Regions from separate parts of the Mus musculus genome. Here region 2 is linked to region 1. A link is a loop called in an ENCODE intact Hi-C map of the cell type or tissue named here. Cell type or tissue: left cerebral cortex. All regions are shown on one strand. Links, peaks and the distances in the headings refer to the core of each region. The heading gives the core; the rest is flanking DNA.

The links. A loop is a pair of places that touch in the nucleus more often than their neighbours do. Peaks named below come from ENCODE experiments on the same cell type or tissue, not always from the same donor. Only the 100,000 strongest peaks of a DNase experiment are listed, where the experiment ranks them.
Region 2: it touches region 1 in a loop (7-fold over the local background); 40 of 42 quality-filtered maps call a loop at or near these places.

What each region holds. Positions count from the first base shown.
Region 1 is chr7:66,296,880-66,305,236 of GRCm38, forward strand. It overlaps Lrrk1 (leucine-rich repeat kinase 1), which reads right to left. Exons shown (of 34, transcript NM_146191.3): 11 at 5,776-5,888; 12 at 3,983-4,059. Among named protein-coding and RNA genes, the nearest start is that of Gm45989, 19 kb to the left of the region's middle. In left cerebral cortex, for the core only: a CTCF peak has its summit at 4,028 (motif pointing left); a DNase peak (open chromatin) is centred at 4,000.
Region 2 is chr7:66,103,263-66,111,619 of GRCm38, forward strand. It overlaps Chsy1 (chondroitin sulfate synthase 1), which reads left to right and starts at 6,230. Exons shown (of 3, transcript NM_001081163.2): 1 at 6,230-6,965. The coding sequence starts at 6,649. In left cerebral cortex, for the core only: CTCF peaks have their summits at 4,865 (motif pointing right) and 5,759; DNase peaks (open chromatin) are centred at 3,618 and 4,879; H3K4me3 peaks cover 553 bases; H3K27ac peaks cover 451 bases.

The sequences.
Region 1 (8,357 bases), core at 2,694-5,193:
AAACTAATCAACAAAGAAAAATATTAGCCGCCAAGGTTTTTTGTTTGTTTGCCTTTTGTTTTCTAACATTGCTTAAGATGCTACTCCTTGAGAGACCAACCAACTCTTTAGTATTCAAGCAAGCTCATTCATGAGGCTAATTATGAGATTACCACTAAGCTCACATCACACTTGCTGTTTCCACAGCACCGGAGCCTTTGTGCAGAGAAAGAATGTCACACAGAACCCGGAAAGGCACATTAATGGCATTCAGCGGCTTAGGCTACAGCAGGATCTCTGAGCAACCTTTATCCTCCCCTCACCCCTCCTCCGACAAGCAAGGAGAGTGGACAGGATATCTCACTGGGAATCAGGGAGTCCAAGTCCCCTCAAAGTCTCCTGCTGGGATGCTCTGCCTGCCATGGAAGATGTAGCGGATAGAGAAGGCAACATTGTTTTATGTGGCGGATAGAGAAGGCAACATTCTTTTAGGGGCTGAAATCATGTTGGCTTACCTAGATACACCTCCCTCCCTCCCTCAGCGCTGGCATCTCTCCACCCACGGAGCAGCAGTACTGATGGTCATGGGGTAACCTGGCCTCGGAGGAGAACGTTCTAGGAGAGATGAGGCCAGCCTACTCAGATGAGCACTGAGGAAGCCCCACCCAGCTCACAGCGCTGTTAGTAGGATTCCCTGCAGCTGTGGAAATAAAGCAGCAGGCCTGCCAAGGCGACTTGGTCCTAGATGGTGTCCTGTAGAAAGATGTTCAAAAGTGCTTTCTTTCCCCTTTCAATGAAACCACTTCACAGTTTTCCTGGGAGGGCAGCTAACGGGAGAAAGGTGTGTTTTCTTGCCCAGCAAGGGAACACTGAGCAGCTGGCCACGGAGCCGGCCAAGTCTGAAGTTTCACCCTGGTGTTTATGAAGGCTCCTTAAGTGACGGATGAGGGGAATAAGCTCAGAATGGAGGCAACACCTGTCACACCCCAGCCAACTGCTGAAAACTGTGGAAACCGGTTGGAGAGAAGACAGCCCGAGGTATTTATGAACTGTTATTTATTCATAAGTTATTTATGACTCCACTCGTCTGAATTTTACCGTAAAAACGATCATCCAAATTATTTTTGGACAAGGCAACTGAACAAACATGACTGACTGAATGTACGTAAGCCACCCTGGGATTTAACTGTCCATCTGCAAACAAGTCGTCCTTTATAGATAACTCTTTACCCCGGGTCAGCCGCCCTGGGAGAAGGACGCTTCTGTGGGAGAGCGCTGGCAAGCCCATCTGTGCCCTCCTTTCACTCAGGGGTGGCCCTCAATATTCCAGATGCAATTGAGAACTCAGGAGGCCTTTGTCATCTGCCACTGCCATGATTCTCTCTGCCAGGGAGCCTTTCACGTTGTGCCTTCCTCGACTGGCTGCCAGCTCACTCCGATGGCTTTCTCGCTATGCAGCTTGACCTTCCTATACAGCAGTTTCCCCAGGCTGCCGCTGACCCCGCTAAGCGATGTGCCTACATCACCTTGGTCCCCAGAAAGATCCCACATATTTGAGTGGAAAGCAGGGCACACATAATTGGCCTCCAGCAAATGGCTCAAGCGACTGTTCCCAGCCCATGCCCCTGTCCTCTGCCCTGCTTCGCACTGGGGAGAAGATGGTGTTTGTTTCTCTTTGTTTCCAAGTGAGATCCCCTATATCTGCACTCAACTTCCCAAGGCTGAGGGGCCTTCATCTATAGAGGGACCAGCTTCGCTGAAGGATGGCTTAGTGGGCTACTTGCCTAGCGTGCCTTGGGCCTTGGGTCCTATACTTGCATCCAGAAAACAAAACAAAACAAAACAAAACAAAAAGGCCCTATTATGAAAATTCATAAACTGCACTTTCCTATTAGCATGACAGTATATATTTGCATCTGTCTACTGGATGTTTGGATCTATTTTTCCAAACTTTATTTTTTGTTGCCATTTTTTTTCTTATGAGGTTATCATGACCACACACACACACACACACACACACACACACACAAATTAGAAGCACTCTTGGCATATTAGGGACTTGTGTGCCAATCTGTGCCACAGTGATTTCTATGGGAAGTGATTCTCAGAATGTCTGTTTTAAGCCTTTGTCTGTAATGTCTTTTGCATAATAAAGTTTGCTAGTTTTTTGCAAAGCCAATATTTAGGCCACCTATAATCTCAGCACATGGGAGGCTGAGGCAGGACAATTGACACTGAGACTCCAGAGTGAGTTTCTAGGCTAGCCTAGGCTAAAGTGTGAGACCATATATACAAATAAAATAAAATGAAAAATATTTCCCAGTCAGCTTTTAAAGGTTTTTTTTTTCCAGCCCCAGACTACACCCATGTCTTCTAAAGTGTTATTTATTTATTTTTTAAATGCAAGCCTGCTGTCCACATGGGCATTGCTATCACCTGCATCAGGCAGGGTCACTAGCACTGTGATCCCTCATAGCTGATCACACCAACACTATTTGCTAAAACAAGTCTTCTTTACTAAATTACAATGTCATATGCTTGGCATTGTAATTACTTTGCCATATATTAAATTTGTACATAGTTATCTCTCAGGAACTCTGAGGAGCTGGTTCCAGAATGCCCCCTCTACAACAGCCACCAAAATCCATGCAAGAACCCACACACATCCTGCTTAGCCTTCAAATCGTTTCTAGATACCTTGTGTTGTCTGAGCCTGTGGATGTTGCGGGAACAGCTATTATACTGTGCTGTTTAGGGACTAGAGAAAAGTGTGCAGGTTTGGTACGAATGTGACTTTCCTGTCAGCAGTTGTTTGATCTCACAGATGTTGATTTCACAGATACTGTAGGGTAGACTGCATTTACTCATATCTATTTTTGAATTTTCTTCCACCAGTATTTCTTGTTCATATTAAACCTACATACATGACTGATCAAGAAGTTCACTGTGTGTATACATATATAGACATGCATGTAAACACGTGTATGCATGTGCACACACAGACACACACACACACTGCAGCCCACAGAGTGCAGCATGGGTATGGCCTATGGCGTTCACTTCTTGCAAACTCATCTTGGCCTCTGTGGCATTTCTCAGCCTCACCTCTCAGAACCTGTTCTGCTCACATTCACTCCTTCAAGGCAGAGAAGGGAGCTAGTCTGTTTAAAATGGCCTACACATTCGCCCTTGTTTTATGCTCTTGTCCCGATGGACATTCTGAAGGTGTAGTTGGCTTTAGAGTCTCAGATTTGATCAAAAGTTGATCTGACAGAGGTAGAGGCTAGAATAGTGGTTAGTGGAACCCAGGGAGATGCAGGGGTAATGGGGGCAGAGGGGGTGGATGGTGGGTGCTGGGGTGCCCCCTGGATAGCCTGGAAGAAAACCTCTCGTGTTCTATAGCTCAGCAGGATGACTGCACCCGAGAACTAATTGTACATTTCTTAGCAGAGGGGACTTTCTATGTTGTTAACACAAACAACTATCAGTCTGAGGTGATGCAAATGCCAATTGTCTCTGATCTGCGTTTTGCACTTGGTTTTCTCATATGCAACATAGATGACATTTCCTACTTTACGTGTGGACTGAGACTCCTGTGTCTACAGTTTAGGCAGTTAGCTATTAGCATTGCTGGGCTCCAGATGGGGAGTTAGGGCCATAGGCACGCACACACACAGACACACACACACACACACACACACACACACACACACACACAGACACACACACACACACAGACACACACACACAGACACAGACACAGACACACACAGACACACAGACACACACACACACACACACACACAGACACACACAGACACACACACACACACACACACACACACACACACACACGGTTAACAGTCACCATTTACACTGACAGACCTTTCAGCTGACCATGAACATCTCTGACATTTCAACCGGGAAAGGAAAGGCAAAGCTCAACATAACGACTTGGATACAAGACAGGAGGATCTCATGGTCTCCCCAGCCCAGCACACACCTGTCTCAGTTCCAGAACGCTGGCGCCCTCTGGTGGTGAACAGGGAGATCCTCTTTGTTTTAAGCCCATCTTCATTTCTGTGGAGGGGAAAGAGAACACTCAGAAATTTGAGGCCAAGCATGACAAAGACTTGGAGTATACTAGCTCTGACTACATCACATAGAACCACAGAGAAGGCAGTAAATTCTATCAGCATGTGCTTGGGCCTTCCTGCAGTTTGTATGAGGGAACTCGGGGGCCTTCTGGAAGAAGCCATTAGGAAGGATAATCTAGTGGTCACAGTCATTATCACATTCTCAGGCTTTCTAGCTTCAAGCAGGTGCTTTGGGTATGTGTTCTATTTAGCGATTACAGAGTAACCATCAGCCAGTGACCCCAAGGGGCAGGGCTCTCCAGGGCTCATTTTCAACCCATTCATCTATCATTGGATGGATACATTTTATTCCACCTATGAACACATTAGTAGCTGGTAAAGAATTTATAGACTTCTAGTCTAGGCTGAAGTGAGAGACAGGATGTTCAGGAGTCTGCAACAATTACAGCTGGAAGGTCCCGCTCGAGGGCTGTATGATGTCGCCTGGAATCCTTCTCTCAGGATTTTGGAGCTGGGAATACGTATTGGAATACTCTGTGGTGTACCTATTCCCTCTTCCTGGAGGGAAAAGAGAAACTCCTACGTCTCAGGAAGCTTGGGAAAATTCTATCATTCACAAACCCTCAATCCCTGCAGGCTATACAAGGAACCCCCGTTGCTGGGTAAGAGTTGACTATGGGTGGAGCTAAGGTAGGCAGGATGCAGCTTTTGTGGGTTGGCACCTATGCTTGGGGTGCCTCTGACTCACCCTGAGTCCCGAAAGTAACCCCAACACAGTCGTCACTTCTTCAAGCCAGACTTGGTGGGACTGTATCTGTGCTCTGTCATCAAGTGTCCCATACAGGGAAACATGTTTGGTCTTTTCTCCCCAGGAGAATAGTAGTCACACAGTAGTACCCTTAATCCAAAAGTTTAGAATCCAGATGCCTCCCAAAGACTAACCCTGTGAGTGCTGGTGTGGTGTTCAAAGGAGAACATTCCAGACCTGACCTCAGAGCCATGTCACAGTTAAAACTCAGGCATGCTAAAAATGCTGTTGGGGGCCTGTGACACACACACACTAGTCTGTATTTAGCTTTGGGTCCCATCTCGGGATGTCCGGGATACATCCAAATACTTCAAAAATCCCAGAGACATCTAAAATTTGAAAACCTTCTGATTCCAAGCATTTCTGAATAAGGTCATTCATGAATTAGGGTCTTTAAGAAAGTGGTTATGTTGGCATGAGCTCTTTAGAATGCTCCCTACTCTAATATAGATGGTGTCCAAACAACAACAACAACAACAACAACAACAACAACAACAACAACAACCGTAAAGAGAAAGATCATGGAGATATATGTGGATGGCCACTTTCTTGTTTGTTTTTTAGGACAGGATTCCTCTGTGTAGCCCTGGCTGTCCTAGAACTCCATCTGTAGACCAGGCTGGCCTTGAACTCAGAGATCCACCTGATCTGCCTCCTGAGTGCTAGAATTAAAGGCAAGCCCCATAACAGCCTTGATCTTTAACAAGTCAAGGAGGGAGGTCTCAGGAGGCACCCTGGTCTCAGATCTGCAGCCTTCATATTGCTGAGCAACTGTTTTATAGGAGTATTTCATCCACCCTAAGTGGGATACAGCAGCTTGGCTCTGGTGCTGTCCAACACATATCATCTGTGGTTCTATATACACCAGAGGTAAAGAGGCCCACTGCTTACTTGCCGAGCTGGTTTCTGGAGAGGTCCAGGGTCTTGAGTTGGGTGCAGGTCCACTTCTCTTGAGGTGGCAGCGACAACAGCTGGTTTCCCTGTAACCTCAAGAACATGAGGGCCTGAAAGAGGGAGGAGAGAGGGGGAAAGATGATGTTACACATGGAAAGGGAAAAGTTGTCATGACGGTTGGCAGGCTCCCTGTCAATGTACAGCCAAACAATCCCAGCCTACTTCTACTTAGGAAACTCCCCAGATCCTCTCAAGCAGAGATGAACAATGCATTTAGACTTTTCCTCAAGGTCAATGAGAACTGTAGACTAGAGGGACTATAAAGGCCTGAGACCAAAGATTCTTTTTTTTTTCTTGTATATTTTCTTCATTTACATTTCAAATGCTATCCCAAAAGTTTCCTAAACATCCCCCACCCACGCACTGCTCCCCTACCCACTCACTCCCACTTCTTGGCCCTGGCTTTCCCCTGTACTAGGGCATATAAGGTTTGCTAGACCAAGGGTCCTCTCTTCCCAATGATGGCCGACTAGGCCATCTTCTGCTACATATGCAGCTAGAGACACGTGCTCTGGGGGTACTGGTTAGTTCATATTGTTGTTTCACCCATAGGATTGCAGGCCCCTTCAGCTCTTGGGTACTTTCTCTAGCTCCTCCATTGGGGGCCCTGTGTTCCATCCAATAGATGACTGTGAGTATCCACTTCTGTATTTGCCAGGTACTGGCAAAGCCTCACAGGAGACAGCTATATCAGGGTCTGAGACCAAAGATTCTTAAGAGTCGTGGTTAGTGGTGTCTGCCTGGAGTACACAGAGCACCACTGGGTACTTCCTCCTTGGGCGGTGCCCAGAGAGACAAGACAATGGGTGACCTGATCTGCCTTAGCCACATGTCCTCAGAAGCCGAGGATGGGCTCCCTGGGGTCCGCACATAGGGAACTCATCCCTGTGTGCCTTGCCGTATTCAGGCCCACTGAGTGACCTCAGTTGTACAGTTTGGACCCCTTGGGATCTCCACACACACAATTCATCCACACGCTTTGCTGTATGCAGGCCTACGGGGTGGGGGTGGGGCTATTCCCTTGGAAGATGTCTTTCCTTAATGAGAGCAGCAGAGACACACCTTCACTTTTCTTGGTGACATGAACACAGATCCACCTACAATCTATGTGGCCCAAGAGACCCACCACATAGCTGTACCGCATTAAGCCCCCTGTGTGTTTCGGTTTCCCTTGTTGATGCCATGAGTCACCATGGCCAGAATGGTTGCCACCCTCTGCATTTCTATAAAAGCTTCCCCGAGTGATTAGCCCAGGGCCTGGGCTGGGATGTGAAGACCTCTGCTCAGTTCCCAATATGAAGAAAGAGACCAGGGGAAAACAGGAATTTTACAGAACATAGTGTTGAGATTCAACGCGTCTCCATCCCTCTTTGCTGGCTAAGCTATACTGCGAGGCGCTGGTGTGAGGGATAGCCTCAGAATAGGGAAGTGGTAAAATGGTAAGAAGGCGTGGCCAGTTAGCCACTGTGGGCACCAGTGACAAGGGTTCTCATTCAACAGCGCTTTAATTTCACCTAGCCATGAATACAAGTGGGTTTCTTCCTTCGTCCCATGCTTGCTTAGGGGAGCCTATGACTTGATAGCCCTTCTTTTCTGCGATACGCATGTTGAAGGGATGCTTGCTGTCTTTTGGCCTTCTGGATGATCTGAGCAGCTTGTCTGCGATTGCTAGGGGCTGCACCTGGGTGTTTAAACATGGTCTCATTTCCCAGGCAATGTGGTCTGTGAGTCACCACCAGGCCCTACAGGGAGTGCCCTAATGCTTTTGGTGAACAGTTAGCAATCCCTTGCTCTGGGTCTCACAGGGTCTTACAGCCTGCCTGAAGACTCTTAGAAGGCAGTGGTCCAGTGCTCAGGACACAAAGTCTCTCCTTAGAGTGGTGGCGCTCCGTGGGAATCTCTGGAGGCCAGATGGAGTCCATCTCTGGCAAGCGTCAGAGTTTTGACTGGGGCTGGAGCTCAGAGGTTGGGCACTTACGGACTGTATGTGAGACTCTAGGTTAATTCTCCACTACAGCCAAAAACAAAACAAACGTGCCACCGTGAGTGAAGTCCTGAGGGTCATTATTTTTGATGAGGAAGTTCTCTAAAAGGTCCATATGTTAAAGGAACAGTAAAGCTGGGCACTCTGGCTCTCAGAGTTACTGGTAGGTGGTGGAACCTTTTAGAGCTGGGGCCTGGGAGAGGTGTTCTGCTCACTGCTGGTGTGCCCACGAGGAGGATATTGGGGCCACATCTCTTCTGTTTCCCTGTTAGTTCAGGTCTTGGCTGTGAAGTGAACAGCTTTGCTCTCCCATGGTGCACTTCCCCACCACAGGCCCCAAAGCACTAAAACCAACATGGTGGGTTGTATACGGACTGATACTTCCCAAACCTTGTGCCAAGGCAAGGCGTTTTCACACTGGTTGTCTCTGGGTTTTTATTATGAATGAGAGGTAATGAAAAGCTGACTAAGGCAGGCAAACAAGCCCTTCCCTGGCACAGCTGTTTCCTGGTGACTATTCTCCTTCCTCTAACTT
Region 2 (8,357 bases), core at 3,596-6,095, 190 kb before region 1:
AATGCTTTTTGTAACTGCTGTGTGTGTCTCATCATGTCCGATTCTTTCTGACTCGTGTGGAGAGAGCTCTTCACTCTGCCTTACAGCTGCAGGACACAGATGGTTCCAATTTGAGAAAGGGAGCAAGCCAGAGGGGTCAAGAACACCACAGAAGACCTACAGAGCCAACTGACCTGGGTCCATGGGAGCTCACAGAGACTCAACCACCAACCAAAGAGCAGGAGAGGCTAAACCTAGACCCACTACCCACTTGTAGCAAATGCACAACCTGGTCTTCACCCGGTCCCCTAACAATCGGAGTGTGGACTGTGTCTGACTCCATTGCCTGCCATTTGGGTCCCCTTTCCTACCTAGACTGCCTGGTTGGGCCTCAGTGGGAGAGAAGGTTTCTAGTCCTGCTGGGACTGGGTGTCCTAGGGTGAAGTGGTACCCAAGGGGGGCTTCCCCTTCTCTGCAGAAGAGGGGATAATAGGGGGAGAGACTTGTAGTGGTGGGACTGGGAGGAGAGGAGGGAGAGGGGCTGTGATGAAGATGTAAAGTAAATAAATAAATACATTATTGGAAGAAAGAGAGTGTAGCTTCTGGGCTGTTTTTTTTTTTTCCCTTCTCTTTTCTCTAGCATAGGGCAAGAGTAAAATGCATTCAGTAGAAACCGCACTTCGACTTTCGTTCTTTTCCTAGACTGGTGATCTGTGATCAGTCCTCTCTCCTGATGCTGGACTGTACGCTCACCCCATCAGCCACATAATTCCTAGGGGAGACAATCAGCTTCTGGTGGGTCCTGTAGCTAGCTACACTGGGGTGTTTTAGTACACTAGGTACATTCCACAGCCTTCCCACTTAAAACAGTTCCAACTTACAATGGGATAGCAGAACATAACCCCATCACAAATAGAGCAGCAACTGTCTCCCCATTCACAGTCTTACAAATGGACATTTGGTTTGCCCAGTTCACCCTCACACACAATGGAGCCCAGAATAACCCATCCAAGTGGCACTTTGTACTGGTGTGGATGAGGGAGAATTCTTAGAAGTGAGATTGCTAGGTCAAAAGCTAACGTAGAGGCCAAGGAGGTGGGTCAGTAGGTAAAGTTCTTGCTAGGCTAATTCAAGGCCCAATTAGGATCCCTTGAAACCACATCAAAACAGAGCAGCAGTGGCAGCTGCCTGTAAGCCCAGAAAAGACAAAGAAAGGGGATCCCTGTGGCAAGCTGGTTCGACTAGTTGATTTTGAGAACGTTGCTTCTGTTGAGAAACTGTGCCTCAATAAATAAAGTGCAGAGTAACCAAAGAAAACACCCAACATCAACTTTTAGGCCTCTATACTCAAGTCCACATGTGTACCTCTCCCGGGTATGCATGCACTCACACCACAGGCTAAGGAAGGGATAAGTAAGTACCACTGCCACTACTGACGACGAAAAACTTGGCCTCAAAGTGAGTCACAAAGCACATCTCGCCCTTATTCCTGACACTTCTCAGAAAGGCCTTCATTTCTTGGCTGACAACAGTTAGCACCTACTGGGTAAGTGGTAAGACAAGATGACCTAGCACTGTTAACAGGATGTGTAACATGGGTGGATCACTTAGCAGCCAAAGATACCCGGTAAATGTTTTTTCTTACCTCCAAAATTATACTTTAGATGTTTGTAGATCCAAATGTCTTCTGGGTCAATCAGTAGCAGAAGGTTTCCTCTACAGCTCGTTAGACCACTAAAAGCAAAGAGCGTTTGCTCTCCACTTCTGCAGTGGCTCCACAAACCACCAGGACCTGAACCTTCAGGTGACTGTGCTCTGGGTCAGCTCACCGAGCCCTGGCATGAGTCACCAGCTGACAAGCACTGGGGGAGTGGGATGCAGAAGGGAGAGGTGTCCTCCTGAGGATGGGACCATTGCTCAAATTGTGCAGTTGTGGAAACTCTGGCCTCGCTTTAGAGTAATGGCATTTAACTGATGTTTAGTTATAGATCTTTCTTTGCTAAAGGAGGATCAAGCCTTTGACTAGAGCAAACCTTGTCATGAAGGCGTCCCCTAAAGACATTTAGACTATCTCCTGAGTGTCTGTGCATCACCACCTACTGGTTAATCTTCTCATCTGGCTATTCTACTTCATCTGGCTGGCTGCCAGTGCTGTGCTGTGTCTTCTAGCTATCTGTCTCTGAGATACATGTGTGCACCTGCATGCTTGCCTGTATAAGAAACATGCCTCACAGAAACTGCATATAGAACTCACAAGTAGACCAAGGATGCATGAGGTGCCTGTGATGGCTAATCCTGGTTGTCAACTTGACTAAGTCTGGAATCAACGGAAACCAAGATTCGGGGAAACCAAGAATCGGGGAACACCTGTCTTGATCGGATACTTTGAGGTGGGAAGACCCAAGCTAAATCTGGTCTGCACCTTCTGGTAGCAGCCCACATAAATGAAGAGAAGTTTTGCTGCTGGCCCTCACTTTTTATGTCAAGGTCACCTACCCCGCTGCTAAGGCATTCCTTTCCTGATACTAGTGCCTACTTCTTTGAGAATCCAGCAGAGACACCCAGCTTCATTGATGGAACAACTACCAGATGGCTGGACCTTCCAATGGGAGACAGCCATTGTTGGATCAGTTGGACTACAGCCAGTAAGCAAATCCAATAAACGTCATTCTAACGTATATAGGGTCTACTCATTCTGTTCCCCTAGAGAACCCTGGCTAATGCAAGCACTAAGGACGTCCTAGCTGACAAATGTCACATCCGCTTCTGTCAGGCAGCTGTAACATAATCAACAATGGATTGTCATTTCCTGCCTCAGACTGGAAATGCTCCAAATACAGGGAAATATTGAGGAAAAATTGGGGGGGGGTGGTATTGGGAATTGAACCCAGGCCATGTGTATAATAGGCAAACACTCAGCTATACCTGAAACCCTTCCTTCCCTCCTCTTCCCCTTCCCCTTCCCCTCCCCCTCCCCCTCCCCCTCCCCCTTCCCCTTCCCCTTCCCCTTCCCCTTCCCCTTCCCCTTTCCTTTCCTTTCCTTATTTAAGTTTGAAACAGGATCCCAGCAACTTTCCCAGGCCTTGCACTGACAGTCCTCTTGCCTCAGCTAGGAGTGCAGGCATGTGCTCTGAAGAATGACTAAGGTAATGAGGCTCTTGACTGTGAGTTTAAAGTAGTGTTAGTACTGAAGCAAAGTTCCACTGGACTAATCAGGGTTAAGTGGTGTTATTAGAGTGGCCATTGCAGTTGTTCATTACAGGCAGCAGACAGAACCGCTGAAAAAACAAAAGAAGCATTTCTGAACGTTTAACTTTTTTTTTTTTTAAAGATGACTGCTTTTCCAGGGACCTCTGTTTGAGGCTTGAGTCCAGTTGCTGTGTCTTTAAGGAAGCTTGTACAGGGAACCCTGTCAGCTATTTGAGGCATGCTGCCAACAAACAATTGAGGTATTTGCCGAAGGTTTCCAAGAAATTGCAGCAAATCCTACAAAATGTTATACCTGTTATAAAGAAGCAGTCACATGTATTAGCAGCAGAAAAAAAGTGCCACGTGAGCGAACAAAGCTGCCATCTGTGAGAGCAGGGGACGTAGGCAGAGATCAGTCTTAGTTACATCATAACGAATTGCACTCATGCAAGCAGAAAAGTAGGTGAGCTGCCACTTGGGCATACATTTTGAAACACCAGCCTAGAGCTGCTACCACGGAGCCCTTCGGGTGCTGCAGTGGGAACACCCACATAGAAACAAGGAACTGACAGATCCCAAGACTCTGGACTTGGCCAGGTAGGACTCAGTGTGGAACTCACATCCCATTCCGGGCTAGACATGCATCCAGGTCAGGTGGTATGTGTGCTATCAAACATCTACAAGGGGCTAGCAAGATGGCTTAGCAGGTAAAGGTGCTTGCCAAGCCTGATGACTTAAGTGCGATTGTCATGCTCCACAGAGTGGCGAGAGCAAACCAACTCCTCAAAGTTTCCCTCTGACCGCCACACGGGTATCATAGCATGAGCATGAACACGACAGACACACACTGAATAAATGTAGTAATTTTAACTCTCTGAGGAGCGACGCAGGGTCATAGCTTCTCTATTCATCAGTTGTTGACTTGGTAACTGACGGACTTCTAGGAAGCGGGGAGCTGGGAACAAGATGTTCAACATTCTCAGCAAATTCCTGACACACACACATTCCTGTCTTTTCATTGGACTTAAGTTTAGAAAATATAGACCCGTCGAAAGCAGGCTTGAAGATAGTGAGGGCATTGACTATGTCACAGCGTCCAACATCTGTGTCTTGCCAGATTTGCGCTTTATGTAAATCAGTGTGAATTATGAATTATGGGGCAGCTGCTGAACTTGGGGGCTCTGGTGACGTCTTGGTGTTTGTGGTTATGGTCTTACTGGAACCTTTCTCTATGGTTTCCCAGCCTGTAATTCATGGCTAGGTGTCCTGTATTTCCCAGAGACCACTGCTGGAATCTGGTCTTCACTACACAATGAATATTTTATCCTTAGATGTGGACCATCTCTTACAGGGAGAGTCAGGGGAGGGGAGGCGATGAACTATTTTTGAAATAAATCACACGTGTCAAAGAAAGTGGTACTATCCAAAGAATAAACAGGAGTAGCCACCATTCAGTGGTGGGGAGGACTGTGCTTCACACAGCTTTGTGGCTTAAACTGGAATATTTCTGTTGTTTGATTTATTAATCATGAAAAGGAGCTACAAGAATAGGCTGCCCATCCACCCACCCCACCCCACCCCACCCCACTCGAAGCACTCTTGTTTTGTTGTTGTTTTAATATTTATTTATTTTATGCACGAGTACACTGTCGCTGTCTTCAGATACACCAGAAGAGGGCATCGGATCCCATTGCAAATGGTCGTTAGCCCCCATGTGGTTGCTGGGAATTGAACCTCTGGAAGTCAGTGCTCTTAACCGCTGAGCCATCTCTCCAGCCCCATTTTCTATCTTTTTGTTTGTTTCTTTGATTGATTAAATGAGAACTTCTTAGGCTCTGGGACCGTAGTTCAGAGGATAGAGTACTGGCCCAGTGTATCAGAGGTCCAGTGGCTGATCCCTGGCACCAGGGCTGGTAGCACACAGGCCTGGAATTCAGGTGACTCCAGTTCCATAAGCAAGAGGATCTGGAGTTCAAAACGATCTGCAGCTTCAGCTAGCACCTGGGCTCTATTAGAGCAGGTCCAAGTGGCTACTTTGCGATTATAATCCTAACACATTGGTGACTAAGAAATAAAATTGGTATTTACAAACATTTGTCATGTGGGCACCCAAGTTGAAGGGCTTTCGTTTTTAACAAAACGTATAAAAGTTAAGACAGAGCAAATATAGGGAAACTGGTATCCAACTTAAAAATCCATTCAGCGAGCCTAACTTACTTGGAGACCTCCAGAATAGTAAGAGATCCTGTTTCAAAAAACTAGGTGTATGGCTCCCGAGAACCCATCCCCCACACCACGTACACAATCCATATCCGTTTTATAAATCTACTCTTAAAAATACTGACAGACTTAGGTGAGGGGGGTACTAACCAGCTCTCTGCTCACTGGGACTAAATACAGGTATTTATCATCTAGTGGTAACTCACCCACCCATCTCTTCAATATCCATTTAAAAAACTAATATGCCGGGCTTGGTGCCGCTCGCCTTTAAGCCCAGCGCTCGAGAGGCAGAGACAGATCTCAGATTCTCTGAGTTCGAGGGCAGCCCTAGCTACTTAGCGAATTCACGTTTCGCTCCCCAGCCCGCAAATCCCCTAGCGTTCCTAGGTGAACTGTGGCCGTGTGTGGCTCCAGCCCCGCCTGCAGCGTACAAAGCTGCAGTGTGGACCCCGCTGTCCTGGCCACCGAGTCGGGAGGTCGGCCCGGGGAGGGAAGGGCGTGGCGGCTCTCGGGGCATCTGGGGAGCCGGTCAACTCAGTCCACGTGCGGTGCCGGACCGCCGGCTCCCAATGCTGGCGACGGGGGCGTGGCCGCGGGTACCGGGCAGTGGGGGTTGGAGGGACGCCCGCCCCGCTGTCGTCGATGCTATCCCACGCCCCTCCTGCCTGGCCGCAGACTGCGGGGCGGGTGCTTTTTTTTTTTTTTTTTTGGTTAAACTTTGGCCACGTGAACTGCCCCCCATTCACTTTTGCGCCAATCACGAGGCGCGGACGGATCCCGAGAGGGGCCACGGCACGCCGCCGGCGGGCCGCTTCTTAACGCGCGGTGCGTGACGTGAGGGGCTCCTTTGCAATGGCGCGCTAAGCCGGAGGATGTGCAGCTGCAGAGGCGGCGCAGGGCACCGAGAGGGCGGGCGCAGCGCGAGCCGAGCCGAGCCAGCCGGGGGACGCGAGCCGCGGGAGCCGCTGTCGCCTCGCGCCGGAGTCGCCGGCCGCGCGCGCGGGGCATGGTCCCCTCTTAAAGGCGCAGGCCGCGGCGGTGCGGGCGGGCGCGCGGAACAAAGCGCCGGCGCGGGGCCTGCGGGCGGCTCGGGAGCCGCGATGGGCGCGGCGGGCCCGCGGCGGCCGCGGCGCTGCCCGGGCCGGGCCTGGCGGCGCTAGGGCGGGCTGGCCTCCGCGGGCGGGGGCGGTGGGCTGAGGGCGCGCGGAGCCTGCGGCGGGGACAGCGGGACAGCGGCCCGGCGGGCGGAGGGGCGCGGGCATGGCCGCGCGCGGCCGGCGCGCCTGGCTCAGCATGCTGCTCGGGCTCGTGCTGGGCTTCGTGCTGGCCTCGCGGCTCGTCCTGCCCCGCGCCTCGGAGCTGAAGCGAGTGGGCCCGCGGCGGCGCCCCAGTCCCGAGGGATGCCGGCCAGGGCAGGAGGCGTCGCAGCCCGGCGGGGCGCGCGGCGATGCGCGCGGGGCGCAGCTCTGGCCGCAGGGCTCGGCCGCGGAGGGCGTCCCGCGCGACAGGAACTTTCTCTTCGTGGGAGTCATGACAGCCCAGAAATACCTGCAGACCCGCGCCGTGGCCGCCTACAGGTGAGCCCCCCTTTCGTGGATGCCATCGCCTGCATCCGGCATCCTGGCTGGCGGGCGGGCGGCGTTACGGGTTCCCCGGAGGCTTCTCTGGTAGCTGCCAGCGGCTCAGCGCAAAGGCAGCAGGGCTTAGGATGGTGAGCATCTCTCAAGGGCAAGGCTTTGGGATTGAGTACGCTGGCCTCAGTGTGTGTGCCTCTCAACCTCATCTCCAGGGAGACACGTAAGCTTTCTGTGTTCAAGACTTCTTTGTTAAAAGGAACGAGTCTCCCCCATAAGGTGGTGGCGAAATTCAATGTTGTACCTGCGATAGTGGAGGCAGAGTTATAATTTGAGTCTCTAAAATAGGCACTTTGTCATTTCGAAGGGAGAGCCCGCTTAAATTAACCTGGCTAGGGCTCCTCCGTACTGTACTTTAAGATTCTCACTTTTGGTGAGCGTTTCCACTCTGCCTTTGAGCAACACTCTGGTTTGTTAAGTAGAGAAAAAGAACCTTGAGGAAAAACAGTTTGTGTGATCGATTTAGTCATTGTAAGACTGCAGCCTGGTGTTCCCCAGCGCAGCCACCAAGGCGTATGCGTGGTAGGAAGTAACTGGGCCCTAGTAGGCTAAAGGAGTCAGTAGAAGTGGCAGCGATCATGTTCAGGATTAACAAAGGGATTAGCCAAAGCTGCCTTTAGAAAAGGAGATGGTTTTAGAGTGGAGGGCATGGTTAGAACTGTATTTGCATTGAAGTGAATCTGAAATACAAGAGGGGTAGACCCAGGTGAAGGAAGGGACTCGTGGAAACTTTTGTGTGTGTGAAGTACAAAAACCTTTACTGTACGGGTGAAGTCTGGCGTTCTTCCAGGCAGAGACTCAGTGGCAGGAATGGTTTCAGAGCACGGATGTTCTGGGGCTGAGCTTTGTGAGCAGGGCTATACTAGTTGATGTTTGTTTTTACATTTTTTAACCAGTGCTTTTATAACTTGGCTTTTGAATCCAGTTTCTGGTCTAAGTTTTCAGGCAGCAGACGGTATAAGAAAACAAGCATGGCTGGATCTCTTCTTTCTTTAACTCAAGTGAGGGATTGAGGAAAGAGCAGTTAAAGCGTTTAAAGGCTTGACCACCATTCCTGCTGCTAATGTCCAGAGGCTGCGTCGTGCTAAGAACAGTTCTGAATGGCCAGAGGCCACAGGTGGCAGGCTGTATGTGGACTAGCGGAGTAGTTTGAGAGCAAGTAGGCTATAGTTCTCCAGATGTTCTTTGACTTAATATCTTTGTCAAAAATTGAGGACCAGGGCTGGTGAGATGGCTCAGTGGGTAAGAGCACCCGACTGCTCTTCCGAAGGTCCGGAGTTCAAATCCCAGCAACCACATGGTGGCTCACAAACATCCGTAACGAGATCTGATGCC